Linked DNA regions of Homo sapiens: region 2 is linked to region 1. Evidence: chromatin loops called from intact Hi-C (ENCODE). Cell type or tissue: PC-3. All regions are shown on one strand.

Region 1 (8,000 bases):
TTCCCCCTTCTTTTTCAGCTTCACCCTGGTACTTCTGAATGACCAGGGTTCCTGCAGGGAGGTCGAGCAACGGCAGCTTGTGGTTTGGGTGTTAGCTAGGGGCAGCAACTAATAAATGAATGGTCAGTTGTCTTGGGAATGTAGGTCTTTGCTTCAACTAGATTTACTTTCATTTTATCATAAATACCAGAAGCTTCATGAATTTAAATTGGTTTCCTGAAACAGACCCTGGTTCCAGGAACATTTCTCACTGTGGGAGACAGGATTGTCAACAAAAATGGGGATGCATTTTTAAAGATAAGATCTATTTATCAGTGTATGGTCCACAAAGAATCAAATTTGGTGACTTAAAACTTCTGTACTCAAATGAAGGGTATGGTGCATATTTATCTTACAGTGACAGTGATGTTTTAGAATATCCGTATGGTACTGCTGGCTTAGTTGGCCTGGATGTTATATTCATGAGGCCAAGGCTGCAGCCCAGCTCTCTTCCCTCTGGTGGCCAGATATCTTCTCTTTGGTCATGGCTAGAGACTACATCTTCTGTTCCAGCTGGTAGTCTTTTAGTAGCATTTTATTAGTCATGCAAGGGCCAGCAAAAATAGCATAGACAGATAGTAAAAATCTAGTCCTTGTACTGGAAAAAGAACTTGGAGAATGTGGCCTGTTGATAATGGTTGTATTATCACTAAGTAATTTTTTTTATATTGATTAAGTACTTCCTATGTGCCAGGAACTGTCCTAAGTGCTTATCTCAACCTTCAAAATAGTATAGATCCTATCTTACAGATCAGGAAACTGAGGCTGAAATAAGTTAAGTGACTTGACAAAGTCATTCAGCCTGGATAATGGTATGCATAATTAGGTTCTAATCTAGCTTTTCTTATCTTAAGTCTTGTATCCTTTCCTCTCTTCTGTCCAGAAATGATGATGAGAATATAGTAGTTCCCCCTTATCTGAGGGGGATACGTTCCAAGATCCCCAGTGGATGCCTGAAACCACAGATAGTACTGAATCCTAAATATACTATGTTTTTTCCCTGTATGTTCATACCTACAATAAACTGTAATTTATAAATTAGGAACAGTAAGAGATTAACAGCAATAACTAATAATAAATAGGACAATTATAACAATATAATGGAAGTTATGTGACTGTGGTATCACTCTTTCTCAAAATATCTTATTATATTGCATCACAGGTAACTGAAACTGTGGAAAATAAAACCACGCATAAGGAGAGACTACTGTACCTATACTGTAGATTCCTGGAGGCAGAGTCAGATGTTGGACTGTTCAGTAACATCTTGGAATCTCCTTTGTCCACCAAAGTGTCTTTGACTGTGACCTTAGGCCTCTTGCTTTGAAGCAGAGTTACTCTATCCTATTTGGAGTCCAAATTAACATCTGCTCACCACCAAGTGGATCCCTGGAGATCTTTCTTGCTGTATCCTCCAGCCCCTAGCCCCTTTTGAATTGGGGAAGTGGCAGATGGAAGATCAAGTGGCAGATGGAAGGTCAGATTTCAGACCTTGCAGGCTTCCTTCTGATCTGCATCAGCTCAGAGGGAGAGAAGGGGGGACTGGCTGGTGTGTGGTCAAGTGTATTTTGTTGACCTGCTGCCCTGAGCTAGGGGTCTATACTAGGAATTTCTTTTATGGAAAAGAAAAACAGTGTTTTTTTTTTTTCCCTTGAACATTCTGGGGGTGGGGAGAATCAGCAAATTATTTTATATTTAAATAACTAAACATTTATTAAGGGTCATCTCTGGAGAAGACAGAATTGGTGTGATTTGAAGGATGCTACAAAAGTGCCTCCTGCTCAGAACCTCTCTGACCCTTGTAGTGCTTTGACACCTTAAACAGTTCATTCATTCCTTTTGGCTAATATCACTCAGCTGATCCTTTTATAGGTGCTAAAATAATGCACTCTTGTGTTAATTTAAGATTCTTCCGGAAGAAGTAGAGGAACATTAAGGCAGTGTGTGTGTCGGGGGAGTGGGGTGGGTGGTGTTTAGAGTGAATGGATGACTCAGACTTGGTGAGAGATATTCTGGGATGGCTTCCTGGAGGAGAGAATTACTTAACATGATGTGGTGGCCAAGAAGGCTGTTGGCACCGTTCTTTCAGAAGCTTCAGATTGAGGCATTCACCAAGTTACTGAACATTAGTTTTTAGTTTCTAAGATAATGGAATTAGCTGTAGTAGTACAAGGTACAAAGCCATTATTAACTTATAAGCCTTTATAATTACTTTTCAGAAGCCCTTTTTGCTTTAGCATTGTAAATCTTTCTCACAGTGCCAGGGATTTAAAAATTTTAGAAATGACATTTAATTAATGTTGAACGTAAAATCTCTTTGGGTTTTAAGCTGTCTTGGGAATCTACTCATTCCCTCCTCCCAGATCCATCTTGCCTCCTCTTAGGGATCATCCAGGAAACCTCCCTGAGGGCTGGCATGGAGGTAGGCAGAGGAGAGTGCCTTCCCTCAGGGTGACTGTCAGACTTTCCAGCCCCCAGAAACATTCCGTGGAGATGAAGGAGACACTTCCATCTGTGCCTGGGCCATATTTCAGGGAGACTACGTGGTGGGACTCGCAGCTGGGGGACAGGACAGAGGGACTACAGATGGCAGATGGCTCTGGCTGCCACTTGGAGGGGGCTGTTCTTGGGGCCGATGGGGGTGTGTGGCTTAGACTATACTCCCTGTGAAGTAAACAGGGAATGCTTTTCTTAGGATCTAGGGAAGTTTTAGCAACTTAGTTAGGATTATGCCATCTCTGTGGGAGAGAGGGTTTCTGCAGGAGACTGCAAAGATATACATGTGAACATTTAAAAAGTACAACTTTCCAGCCCCCAGAAGCATTCCGTGGAGTTGCAGGAGACACTTCCATGCATCCACAGAAGCCCTCTGTCCCTCACGTGGGCTCTGGAGATTCCTAAGACTTCTGTGCATCTCTCTATGTGAGTCATGGGACATGTTCCCTTAGGCCACATGTAAATGCCAGGCAGTGAGGCCTAAATAGTCATTGCACTCTAAAAAAAGTAAACATATTTAATTTCTCATATTTTTATAACGATGTCTTACTTGAACATTTATTATATACCAGATTTGTTCCAAACACTGGAAATCCGTCTTCTCATTTAATTGTCACAACTCTGGCAGGTAGTTGTCATTCTTTACAGTTTATAAAGCATGTCCACCATCTATCTCACTTGAGTCTTTCAGCAGTATATGTATCCCCATTTTACAAGTAGGACGTGGCCAGATAAGTGACTGTCATAAGACTGTATGTCCATGGAGTAGTGACATTGAACTCAGAGCTCTTTGTTCCAATTCCGGTCTCCTTTTCATCATACTGTAATGAGAGCCCAGCTTTCTTCCTTCTCTCAACCCCCACCTTGTTTTACAGAGAGTGTCTCTGGGATTCTGTGGCTGGGAGAGGTGGGAGAGGTAGCTGAGCAGGTAAGCCTTTTACGAATGTGTGTAGATTTGAGACCTGCAAGGCGAGAGGCAACAGGGAGTGGAAGCTGACTGACAGGGCCCTGGGGGATGTGTCAGAGACAGTGCAACTGTTGCACAGATGTGGTGCAGGCTCCTCATTAAGAGGGAGCTGGAAAGGAAAAACTCCCACTTCAGAGAAGAATTAGACTGTTCCCAATGTCTTCACATCTGTGAGGGGACTGATGGTACAAAGACTCACTGATAAATGGACAGAAGTTTTCAGACCCAAGAAGATATTAAAATAAATATTTAATTTGCAACAAATTATGCTGTGAATCATTAAGACAAACATAAATCTCATGAGTAAGATTTCTGTTATTTCTCTGAATCTCAATGAAATATTTATTGAGGAAAATGAAGTCAGCTCATTGCTTTGCATGACTAAATGCCATTGCTGGCTTCCAAGAGCAGCTTCCTCAGGATCTGTCTCAGATCGCAAGGATGGGGGAGGAGGCAGGACTACTTCCAGGCTGTCCCAACATGAGCAGGGATCAGATCATTCAGATCGGGTAGGACTGAAGCATGGTCTAGCATTGTGTCTGGAATAGAAAATGTTGTCTAATTTTTTGTTATTTAAGGTTGATTTTGAAGGTCCTGGGGCACTTTCTAATTTGAGGAGTAGGGAGGATGGCTTCAGGGTAAGTTCTCTGAATTTTCAGATGGCAAACCCTGAGACAGCTTTCAAGTGTGTCTAGAACTTAGAATGCTCTGATTCAGGTTAATGCCTTTGGGGGTGATACACGGATGTCCTGATGCCATTCCTGGGCTGCTGCTTGGGTATGCTTTACCAATGCTAATGGTGTGCTCACACCTTGGGGATTGGGAGAACAACATCAATCCATCTAATCTCACCTAAGGTAGTAGAGGATATTGACCCATCTCCCCACAGAGGTCAGCCCCAGTTCACTGACTTTCTTAGTTGTGGCTTATCAGAGCAAAACTGGCTATTCTAGGAGATGGATTTCAAGAGGCTGAAACAAAAGACAGCAGTGTGGGTACATGGGGTGATGAGGATACCCAGGCCTTCCTGGACTGGTTTGGGCTGTAGCCGTTCCCCCGACAGGGCAGGTGGCTCTGACTCCTGAGTTCATGGTCCTTTGGCAGGCAGATCCAGTGTGGGTCACATGATGGATGTTTCTATGGGTGGTCTTGCTGTCCAAAGTCAGCCTTGCTGCTCTAATTCCATTCTGGTTTTCTTCTTGCAATCCACAGGTGGTTTAGGTAAATCCCCACAGATGAAATATGACTTTATTCCTCTCTCAAAAACACAGTGCTTTGGTCAGAGAGAAAGCTTAGCGAGCATGTTGAGGGGACTGTCACTTAGAACTGACCATCTTGTTTTCCTTTGCCTTAGACTTCCCATTTTCTAAATCTAGAGTGCGATTAATGGTATAAATGTAGAATAGGAACTCCCATTTCTAGCAGAATTACTGAATTTAACTAAGTATGTACTGAGAATGAGCCATGTGCCTAGAACTGTGCTGATGGTCTAGAAGATACAGAAATGTGAACAGAAGAATCCCTACTTTTCAAGAAACTTACAATCCAGATAGGAATACTAAAAATATATATATATATATATATATATATATATATATTTTCACATAATTAGCTAACTATTCATTCAATGTGTATTTATGCAGCACCTTCTCTTAGCAGAATATAAAAGAATTCAGAAATGCTCCTGTAATCCCAGCACTTTGGGAGGCCAAGGCAGGTGGATCACTTGAGGTCAGGAGTTTGAGACCAGCCTGGCCAACATGGTGAAACCCCATCTGTACTAAAAAAAATACAAAAATTAGCTGGGCGTGGTGGTGCACCCTGTAATCCCAGCTGCTTGGGAAGCTGAGGCATGAGAATTGCTTGAACCCGAGAGGCAGATGTTGCAGTGAGCCAAGATCATGCCACTGCAGTCCAGCCTGGGCAACAGAGTGAGACTCCATCTCAAAAAAAAAAAAAAAAAAAAAGAAATCAGAAATGGCTACTTAAAAAGACATGTTAATAATTATTTTGTAAAATGAAGAGTAATGTGAGTTCCAGGAGATGCTATCTGTGAAAGATGCAGGAGTATAAACAGTACTTCTATTAGTAGACTAGAGAATGTAGCCACCAGATAGAGGTTTTGATTGTTTATATTTTCTATCTCCAGAATCTAGCACAATGTCTGGTATACAGTAGGTGCTCAATAAAGAAATATTGAATGAATAAATTTTTCTAGGCTGGAGTAATCAGAGAAAAGCTACCTCATGGAAGAAGTCAAGCTTGAGTTAGATATTTAAAACATGACAGAAATTGGGTGGCAGTGGAGAGGGCATTTTAAGTTTTTCAGAGGATATCATTGCCATGTCTACAGTACTGTGTTATTTATTTCTCTCTCATATTTGTAAAATATTGCACAAGTCACCCATGAGCACTCAGCTATTTCTTATCTCCTTTATCAGACCATTAGGGAAGGGTTGACTCTGGGGCCCATGGCACCTGGTTGTATGATAAAATGCAAGAAGTGGTGATTTATTTCTACTTGAAGAAACAATTTTACAGTTTGGGGATGCTTTTGCAGCCCTGTTCAAAGAGGCTGTGGATTGGAATTCTCCATAAGGCCATTAATTATTGAATTTGCTTTACTGTAAAACAAAGGAGCTGCTTATAGGTGTCAGCTGTTGAAGGTGCAGAGTGACTTAGTAGCAGTATAAGTGCTCCTCCTAATCACAGGCAGACCTGTTAGCAGACACTCAGAAAAAAGGACAGGATACTGTCAGCACATTGCTTCAGGGAAGATGGGCAATTAGTGGCTTCAGATGTCACATAGCATTCTTCTCCTTTTGGTCTCCCAGGTGCTCTCTGTTGGGCAATCAGAGATTTTAGTTATGACTCTAGAAACAAGTCCCAGTGAGAGAATTTTGGGCTTTGCACTTGCCAAATGGTGAGATGAGTGGTGCCAGAGAGTTTGGCTGCGGTGGTTGTGATGGAAATTCTGCAGGTGGTGGTGCTAAAGAGAAAGAGAAAAAATTCCTGGCTGTCATGGAAGATAGTTGCTTTCTGGGCAGTGGAGCTGGATATACCAGTGCAGTCTGCAGTGCTGGTGGAGGCTCAATTCCACTCTGCTGCTGTGATTGTGTCCTTCAGCACACTCTGAGGTCCTGATCTGCTCTCCTGTCTTATATGTAGGGGTGCACAAAGCCAGACTGCAGGAGCCTTCTTGGTGGGCATTTTTATAATGATATGCATGAAAGCTTGACTTCTGAGTGTATAGGCATTCCTCACTTTATTGCACTTTACTTTATTGCACTTCACAGATATTGCATGTTTTGCAAATTGAAGTTTTGTAGCAACCCTGCATTGAGCAAGTCTATCAACACTGTTTATCCAATAGCATGTGCTCACTTCGTGTCTCTATGTCACATTTTGGTAATTTTCACAATATTTCAAACTGTTTCATTATTATTATATCTATTATGGTTATCTGTGATCAGGGATCTTTGATGTTACTATTATGATTGGGGGCACCACAAACCATGCCCATATAAAACTGCAAACTTAATAATTGTGTGTGTTCTAACTGCTCCACCTACCAGCTGTTTTCTCATCTCTCCCTCTCTTCTCAGGCCTCTTTATTCCCTGAGACGCAATAATATTGAAATTAGGCCAATTGATAATCCTACAGTGGCCTCTAAGTGTTCAAGTGAAAGGAAGAGTCATACATCCCTCATGGTAAATCAAAAGCTAGAAATGATGAAGCTTAGTGAGGAAGGCATGTTAAAGGCTAAGATAGCAGCCGGGCACAGTGGCTCATGCCTGTAATCCCAGCACTTTGGGAGGCCGAGGTGAGTGGATCACAAGATCAGGAGTTTGAGACCAGCCTGACCAACATGATGAAACCCAGTCTCTACAAAAAGCACAAAAATTAGCCAGGCGTGGTGGCACGTGCCTGTAATCCCAGGTACTCAAGGGCTGAGGCAGGAGAATCGCTTGAACATGGGAGGCGGAGGTTGCAGTGAGCCGAGATTGCGCCACTGCACTCCAGCCTGGACAACAAAGCAAGACTCCATCTCAAAAAAAAAAAGGCAAGATAGGCAGAAAGCCTTGTGTTAGACTGTTAGCCAAGTTGTGAATGCAAAGGAAAAATTCTTGACGGAAATTAAAGGTGCTATTTCAGTGAACACACACATGATAAGAAGGGGAAACAACTTTATTGCTGATATAAAGTTCTAGCGATCTGGATAGAAGATCAAGTCAGCAACAACATTCCTTTAAACCAAAGCCTAATCCACAGCAAAGCACTAATTCTCTTCAATTCTATGAAAGGTGAGAGAGGGGAGGAAGCTGCAGAAGAAAAGTTTGAAGCTAGCAGAGGTTGGTTCATGAGACTGAGGGAAAGAAGCAGTCTTTACAACATAAAAATGCAAGATGAAGCAGCAAGTGCTGATGTAAAAACTGAAGCAAGTTATCTAGAGGATAATTGATGTAGAAGTCTACACCAAACAACAGATTTTCAATG
Region 2 (8,000 bases), 130 kb after region 1:
CAGCACTGGACAAAAGAATTCCTAATAAGTGAGGGTAGTGAGTCTCCTTCACATGCATATTCCATGTATACTCTCAGAAGGGGCTTTGGGCATCAGCATTGACTTGGTGGGAGTGGAACAATAGCAGAGAAAGAATGGGCTGCAGGGAAAAATGCTGACACCTGGAAATTATGTAGGGTATTCCAGTCCAGGAAGAATGAACCCCAGAATCCTCCCCTCTGGGAGGTGAAATGCGCATGCTTGCTAAAAATTTTCTTACCTATAAAATAGGCATAAAGATATTACCAAACACAATGGTAGTGAGGATTCTGTGAGATAACACATGTAAAATGCCTAGCCCATTATTTAGCTCACAGAAGGGGCTGACAACAACTGGCAGTTTCTTTCCCTTCCCTTGCTTGAAAGTAGGGACCTTCTTTTGTCACTTGTCCTTTATTGTCCCTAGCACTGCTTTTTCAAAGTTAGGGTTAGGGTTATGCTTAAGTTTAGGATTAGAGCTAGTAGTGATAGCAGTTACAGCCATAGGTCAGTAACACTTCACTTCTAATACGTAATGAATGAATATATGTGCCTAACAGTGTGACAAAGTTTTGGCCTATATTTTTAAATTAGAAAGATATTTCTTTTACTGGAGAAAGTAAGTGCAGAAAAAATATTTTAAGAGTTTTTTAAAGCTCTTGTAACTGCACCACCTAGAGATAATAACAATATATTAACATATTTCCTTCCTATCTTTTTTTAGAGGTTTGTTTTTTTGAGACGGAGTTTCACTCTTGTCACCCAGGCTGGAGTGCAATGGCGTGATCTTGGCTCACTGCAACCTCCGCCTCCTTGGTTCAAGCGATCCTCTTGCCTCAGCCTCACAAGTAGCTGGGATGACAAGTGCCCACCACACGTCCAGCTAATTTTTGTATTTTTAGTAGAGATGGGGTTTCACTATGTTGGGCAGGCTGGTCTGGAACTCCTGACCTCAAGTGATCCACACACCTCAGCCTCCCAAAGTGCTAGGATTACAGGCGTGAGCGACCGCGCCTGGCCTAGAGCTTTTTAAAAACAGAAATGGACTGTATTGTTTCTTCAGTTTTGCTGCTTGCTTTATTCCAGTTAGCATTATACTATAGGAATATTTTCATAACATTAAAAACTTTTCATGTGTAATAGTGTGTCTTGGGATGCATCATATTTAATTAACCATATCACTGGGCATCTAAGTCGTTTCCAGAAGTTCAGTGTTGTAAGTAACCCTCAGTAAAAATCTTTTTATGTAAACCTTTGTCTGTATCTTAAGTGGTTTCTTCGAGATAAATCTGTAGCAATCATGGGCTTTTTTTAGTTGTTACATATATAATTTTTTTTTGCTTTTTAAAAATTGATACATAATGTACATATTTATAGGGTGCATATGATATTTTGATAGATGTATACAATGTGCAGTGGTCAAATCAGAGGCATTGAGATTTCCATCATCTCAGAAATTTATCATTTTTTTTGTTGGAAACATTCCAAATCTTCTCTTATAGCTATTTTGAAATATATTATAAATTATTGTTAACTAGAGTCACTCTACTGTGCTATCAAACACTAGATCTTATTCCTTCTATGTAACTGTATTTTGTACCTATTAATCACCCTCTTTGTTCCTTCTCCCTTCTCTTCCCAGCGTCTGGTAATCATCATTGTATTTACTACCTGTGTGAGTTGTTTTTTTCTAGCTCCCACATATGAGTGAGAACACACAATATTTGCCTTTCTGTACCTGGCTTATTTCACTGAACATAATGTCCTTCAGTTCCATCCATGTTGCTGCAAATGATAAGATTTCATTCTTTTTATGGCTGAAGAGTACTCCGTTGTGTATTTATATCACATTTTCTTTATCCATTCATCTGTTGATGGACAGTAAGGTTGATTCCATGTCTTGGCTATTGTGAATAGTGCTGCAGTAAACATGGGAGTGCAGGTATCTTTTTGATACACAGATTTCCTTTCTTTTGGCTACATACCCAGCAGTGGGATTGCTGGATCATACGGTAATTTTATATTTATTTTTTTGAGAAACCTCTGTACTGTTTTCTGTAGTTGCTGTACTAACTTACATTCCCACCAACAGTGTATGAGTGTTTCCCTTTTTCTGCATCCACCTCAGCATCTGTTATTTTCTGTTTTTTTTTGTCATTGTTGTTGTTTTTTGTTTTTTTTTAGTAGCCATTCTAAATGAGGTGAGATGATATCTTATATGGTTTTGAGTTGCATTTCACTGATGATTAGTGATGTTGAGTATGTTTTTCATGTACCTGTTGGCCATTTTGTATATCTTCTTTTGAGAAATGTCTATTCGGATCTTTTGCCCATGTTTTAATCAGATTACTTATTTTATGAACCTTTTTTTAAAGCTGGTGGGACAACTCACCAAATTTATTTCCAAATTTATCAATTTATACTCCCAGTATGACTTGCAATGTTTGTCTTTCTGTGCCTGGCTTATTTCACTTAACATAATGTCCTTCAGTTCCATCCATGGTCATGCAAATGACAAGATCTCATTCTTTTTATTGGCTGACTAGTACTCCATTATGATTTCCTTTCTTTTGGCCATATACCTAGACATGGGATCGCTGGATCATATGGTAGTTTTATTTTTACTTTTTGAGAAACCTCCGTACTGTTTTCCAATGAGATTTCCTATTCTTTGCATTTCCCTAAATTTATTTGCTCACCATTGCCCAGGCACCATTGTGCAAACATTCTTATCACCATCATCAATGACCCTAACTTAGGGCCATATATTGTGTACCTAAACCTTATCCTGACTTTGGAAAGACTAAAGGGATTGGTCACAGGGCCTGCTCTGCAGGGCCTCCCAGGCAAGGATTCCTTTTACTTTCCTAAACTAATATGGCCCCTTAACAGGGAGCGCACATTAAAGTTAGGATCTGATATGAAATCTAAAAAGGGCTTGCTTGTTTTTTTTTGCCCTTGGTGATTCTTTAGTTTTGCCTCTGGATGTGTTTCAGCTCCTTGGCTGGTTGTGTAGTCAGTTCTGGCATGGCTTAAAGTGGTTAACCTCTTTTGTGTTTATCAGAACTGGTGTCCTTATCTGCCTTTTATGGAGAAAGGCCTTTCTGGGCAGCAATGTTGAATGAGCCTGGAAAGCCTAGATGTGGTCATTTAATTTCTCTTTTAGGCTACTGTTGTCTATGGCTCACCAAGAGCAGGCTGATTAGGAAGCTGAAGTGTCTGGTGTCACCTTGATTAGGTCAACTTCAATGTCAGGTGAAATAAGATCCAATGCATTCAGGTGTTTCTGGAGTTTGTGGTAGGTAATCAGGATGAGTTAAATTTAGCTGGGATTCATTTGGCTGGAATATTGAAAATAAGAGAGTTCCCTGAATATAGATGCTGGAGAGACAGCCTAGCATCTGGGGAAAAGGATGTGTTTTTCAGTTATGGGGATCCAGATTTGGGGCTGTTTCTCTTTCCCCCATTACATATCATTTTCACTGTGTTTTCTATTTCTCTCTTTACTTATCATTGGTTAAGTCTGATTATGTGCCCTTCACTGATGTTTGGGGTTGAGTATGTTTTCAGGCATATATTTGATACGGACACTCTATGTTACGACACTTCAGTTTTGTAGAGACTGCCTTTATTGTACACTCTTCTGGCAGTTTAGGTGTGCTGCCACCAAGTGGTAGAGTACCTGAGCTCAGTTGCCCAAGAAGACATAGATGGGTTTTGTCAGAGGCTCCAATGGTTCTATTCTGGTTCTCTCCTCATTAAATCTGGGATTTTCCAAGCTTTACTGTTTAAAATTTTATTGAAACACTGAAATTTAAGCAACCAATAAGCAAGGATTACTCTTCTTCAACTACAAGTGAGTTTGATACAATCTTTCTCAAAGAACTGTAGTAAATGATAGATAAAATAATGTTTGTGAAAATGTTTCACCTGCTATGTTGAAACTGGGAATTTTATAATAATGCTATTTTGGGGATATAAATAGTGTGGTGTTTCTATAATAATTCTTTTTAAAATAAAATCAAATTTAAAAAAACTAAAACACTAACAAAAAACATTCCTGTTGGTTTTGCCTTCATCTTTGGTAGATCTGAAGTTGCAGTGCCCCAAGCGAACTTATCTCTTGGAGCTCCCACTGTCCCCCTGACCTTTTTCATCAGCCACAAACATTGAAGATAAAACATTGAAGATAATTTGTCTTTTCAGACCTTCCTTTCCAGACAATATTTTCTTTCTCTCAACATGGAAGATGAGTACAAGAAAAACAAAACTATCTAGGGTTTCTGTTGCAGAGAATTTAGCTTGGGTGTAGGCACTCATCAGTTGCAGAAGATTTCTGTACCAGTTTGCCTCTGTCACTTGTATTGAAAAAAAAAAGTCTCCCCCTCGCCTTCTCCACCCCATCTCATGTTTTCTTAGATTGCTTTAGAAAAAAAGATTTATTCAGAATTTTGTTCTCAAAAGTCCAGCATTACCTAAACAAAACAAGTGATTTGAACAGCATTTAAAGATTTTTGAATCTGGAAAACTCATATAATGGGGGTGAGTCCCATCCCTTCTATGAGATCTGAGTGTCCTGAGAGAAACCACACAACTTTCTCTCTGATAGGTGGTGAACCTCTTGCAGGTTGGAATGGTTGGTTTTGTTTCTTGCCCCTGAGGGTGTGGAGCACCACCTTGCAAACTGGCTGAATTCAATTAGACTGGAGGCTCCCCAAGGAAAAAGGAGAGGGCTTCACCCCCCCCATACTCCTTAGGGCCAATGCCGGGATCTCTATTTCAGACATGAAGTACCTGAGGCCAGACTGAGGTTTCCTTCAGGAGGTTCTCTTTCCTCTGTCCGGGGCTGTGACCACAGGGGGTTACCCAGGCCAGAGGTGGGTGGACTGGCACTGTGGCAGAGTGGGGCAGAGCCTTCTGCCAGGGGACGGAGCATGGATGTACCTGCGAGGGAACTAGCAGTGGACTCAGTCTCACCAAGGAGCTATATTCTTGTTTCTAAATTAAGCAAGTATGACAGCCAGCCCCATTTCTCCTGGAACTTAGATGGGAGCACTTTGTCAGCCATGGTGACTCAGCAAGGATGAATGTTTTTCGGATAATTTACTGACGTAATTCAAGCATGTGTCCTGATGGCCCTGGCCCCTCTTTCCTTTTCTCTCAGAGCCTCCTTCCTCTCTGCATTTCCCATTTGTTCTAGGTCAAGTGAGGACCAGCCTTGGTTTTGAGAGCTACTAAAAAACTCTAAAATCAGTACATTTTTCTCCCTTGCATCTCCCAGACTGTTCTGTCCGGAGCTGGAATTTTATCTGTTTCCATCGCTAGTAATGCATGTGCCAGGTTTTGGCCTGGTGCCTGAGACAAGGTCTGAACCTTGTCCTGTGATGCACTCCACCCTGGTTCCCTACACAGGAAGAGAATGTCCTGGATCTCCAGACCATAAGCTGTTTTCCTTTGCAGGAAATTCAGGCTTCACCCTCATTGGCTGAAGAGAAACTCCCTGTTTTGAACTTGGAGGAAAGCAAGACCATTCCTCACCCTCTTGCAGCTCTGACTATGAAGGAGTGCTGCATTGGGAAGATTGCACATTGGTTCAGATTTAATTCTGTGGATACACAGGACACTTGTTTAGTTCTTACATACACACAAACTCAGAGGGAATGGTCAAATGATCTCTTGGCTGAATTTGCAGATTAATGGGGTGGGGAATGGGGGAGGGACCCAGTTCTTGCCTTCAGGAGGTTTGTGGTCTGGTTAAGGTTTCAGAATCCACAGGAGAAGACAAAAACTGAAAGCTTCCAAGGCAGCAGCCACACAAGCATGTCAGTTAAATGGACGTAATCAGACATAATTTACTGGTGGTAAAAATCTGACCTGGATTGTAAAGGAAATAGATGAATTGGAATTCTGGAGCTTAAAGGCAGGAAGAAGCTGTAGAGGTCTGCCAGGCCAACTCTTTCTTTTAAAAAGAGTAGAATGCTGTCTAAAGGGGTCCAGTCATGGGCTCAGGGTCCTCCAGCTGGCTAGGGTACCAGTCCTGAGCTTGCTGCAATCATACATACACTGCCCCCTAACATAGACCCTGCCTGTGGGACAGCAGGGTGCCTAGAGCAGCATGCACAGGATAAGGGCCTCTATGAAGTCATATGTGGAGGGATTCTTCCACCCTATATGTGAGCTTCCTGAGCTTCTGAGCTAGTTATGCATGGGGGCAGCCTAGTTTATTCTGATTTGGAGCAAAGACCTGGAGCCCTTGGTCCTCCCTGTTCCATTTCAAGATCCAAACATGCAAGCCTTCACCTCCCACAGGGCTCCCCGACTCCAGCTCTTTGACCTCCCTTGTAATTCCCAGGTTCCCACTAGTGTCTGAGCCATCACAAGGTTTTTCCTCCATGTAAACCATGGGGATCTCATCAGTCCCCTCTGCCAGGGCAACCCTGGCTGTGTGTCAGAGGGAAGGCAGGCTAGCTAGAGGGTAACAGCCGCCTGCCCTGCAGGAAATAGAGCTCCTGCACTGGTTGGTAAAACCCAGTGGGCATGGCCTGGGGGGGGTGGCTTTGTGTGGCGTGTTGCATTGTGTGTTGGTGGGGATGGTTGTGCATGTGTCTGCGTGCTGCAGGCAAAGAGCACTGGGCTTTCAAGAATGTGACTGCTACTTAAGGAGAAAGAGGAGGAGGGAAGGAGAGGAGGTGTGTGCAAGCCACAGCAAGGACTGTTTCCTGGAGGAAACATGTGGTTTATTAATGAGGATTCCACCTGGCCTGCCAGGAAACCAGAGCCCAGCTGGAGAGTGTGTGGGGGTTCCTGTGAGAGGGCAGGGAGAGGTGGGGGTGTGACAAGAGAATGAGGAGTGGTGATGGCATGGTAGTAGGCCAAGCCTGGGAGAGTTGCTGCTCTGTCTCCTGGACAGGTCGGGTGCAGCACCTGAGTGGGAGGCAGCCCATGGCTGCACTGTTGCCATTTCTCTTGAGTCCCCTCAGCTCTCTTCTCTTACTCCACGTTTTAGAAAGGCTCCTTGTGTCTTACAGTGGGGTGGCTGAGGCACTGTGCTTAGACAGGTCACAGTCTTTGTCACAGATATATGTGCTATGATCATAATGATATTTTTTAAAGTTAAAAGATGAATTGTTTTTCATATAGCCTGACTAAGGGGAGTGGGGAGCGGGAAAGAAGGAGAGGGTAGAGAAGGCCAGAAGAGAGTACCTTGGGGGTTGTCTGAGGAGGGCTGCGGAAAATGGGAGGGCTATGTGGGTTTTGGTTTCCAGTTCTTTCTTTCCCTGTAGTGCTTTGGTTTCCATTTCATTTCTGCTGCATGTTCTGAATGGCCCAGAAGGAAGGGATGAACAGCTCTGTGAGGGAGGGTGGGAAATAGGGCAGGAAGCTGCTGTCCTGAAATGGATGTCAGTTTCCATCCCACTCCCATCTGAACCCACCCCTTTGCCACCTTCTCTCCCTAGCCAGCTAGACCAGACTCTAGGAGCAATGGTTCTTGTGCTTTCACAGTTTTCATGTCTTCTCTTGGCTAAGAGTAGCTCCTTCCAAACAAATGCTGTGCTCCCAAGCCACTCTGATTCAGAAAGTGGGTCTCTTCCTTTGGTGAACAGGAGTTGTGTTTCAGAGCCTGTAAGGCTGTAAAATGACCTTACTGATTGACAAACCCATCAGGGTTTATGCAGCTGCCTCATGCTGGTCCCTCCAAGGTGTACATCCTTTGGAAGACTGCGTGCATTTGCCTGATCCTGCTGTCACCCCCGCCATTCCCGGAGCTCTCTTTGGGAGCTCCCTTCAGCTGTGGGATGCTCTTTTGACTGTTTGCGGCGTGGCATGGCAAGTCTTTGCTTTTTTTTTTTTTTTCTTTTTTTCTTTTTTTTTGAGACAGGGTCTGGCTCTGTTGCCCAGACTGGAGTGCAGTAGTGCAATTTGGCTTACTGCCACCTCCACCTTCTGGGCTCAAGCTATCCTCCCACCTCAGCCTCCCTAGT

Evidence for each region. Hi-C counts contacts between places; a loop is a spot of excess contacts. Peaks named below come from ENCODE experiments on the same cell type or tissue, not always from the same donor. Only the 100,000 strongest peaks of a DNase experiment are listed, where the experiment ranks them.
Region 2: it touches region 1 in a loop (3-fold over the local background); 2 of 110 quality-filtered maps call a loop at or near these places.

The regions. Positions count from the first base shown.
Region 1 is chr3:124,115,646-124,123,645 of GRCh38, forward strand. All of the region lies in intron 1 of KALRN (kalirin RhoGEF kinase), which reads left to right. Among named protein-coding and RNA genes, the nearest start is that of MIR5002, 13 kb to the right of the region's middle. In PC-3, no CTCF peak of the experiment used is centred here; DNase peaks (open chromatin) are centred at 2,066, 2,966, 3,526 and 3,916; H3K4me3 peaks cover 1,143 bases; H3K27ac peaks cover 2,618 bases.
Region 2 is chr3:124,243,499-124,251,498 of GRCh38, forward strand. The region is part of intron 3 of KALRN (kalirin RhoGEF kinase); the gene reads left to right. Among named protein-coding and RNA genes, the nearest start is that of MIR5002, 110 kb to the left of the region's middle. RefSeq lists an enhancer at 4,339-5,538. In PC-3, a CTCF peak has its summit at 3,691 (motif pointing left); DNase peaks (open chromatin) are centred at 3,693 and 5,113; H3K27ac peaks cover 953 bases; H3K27me3 peaks cover 1 bases.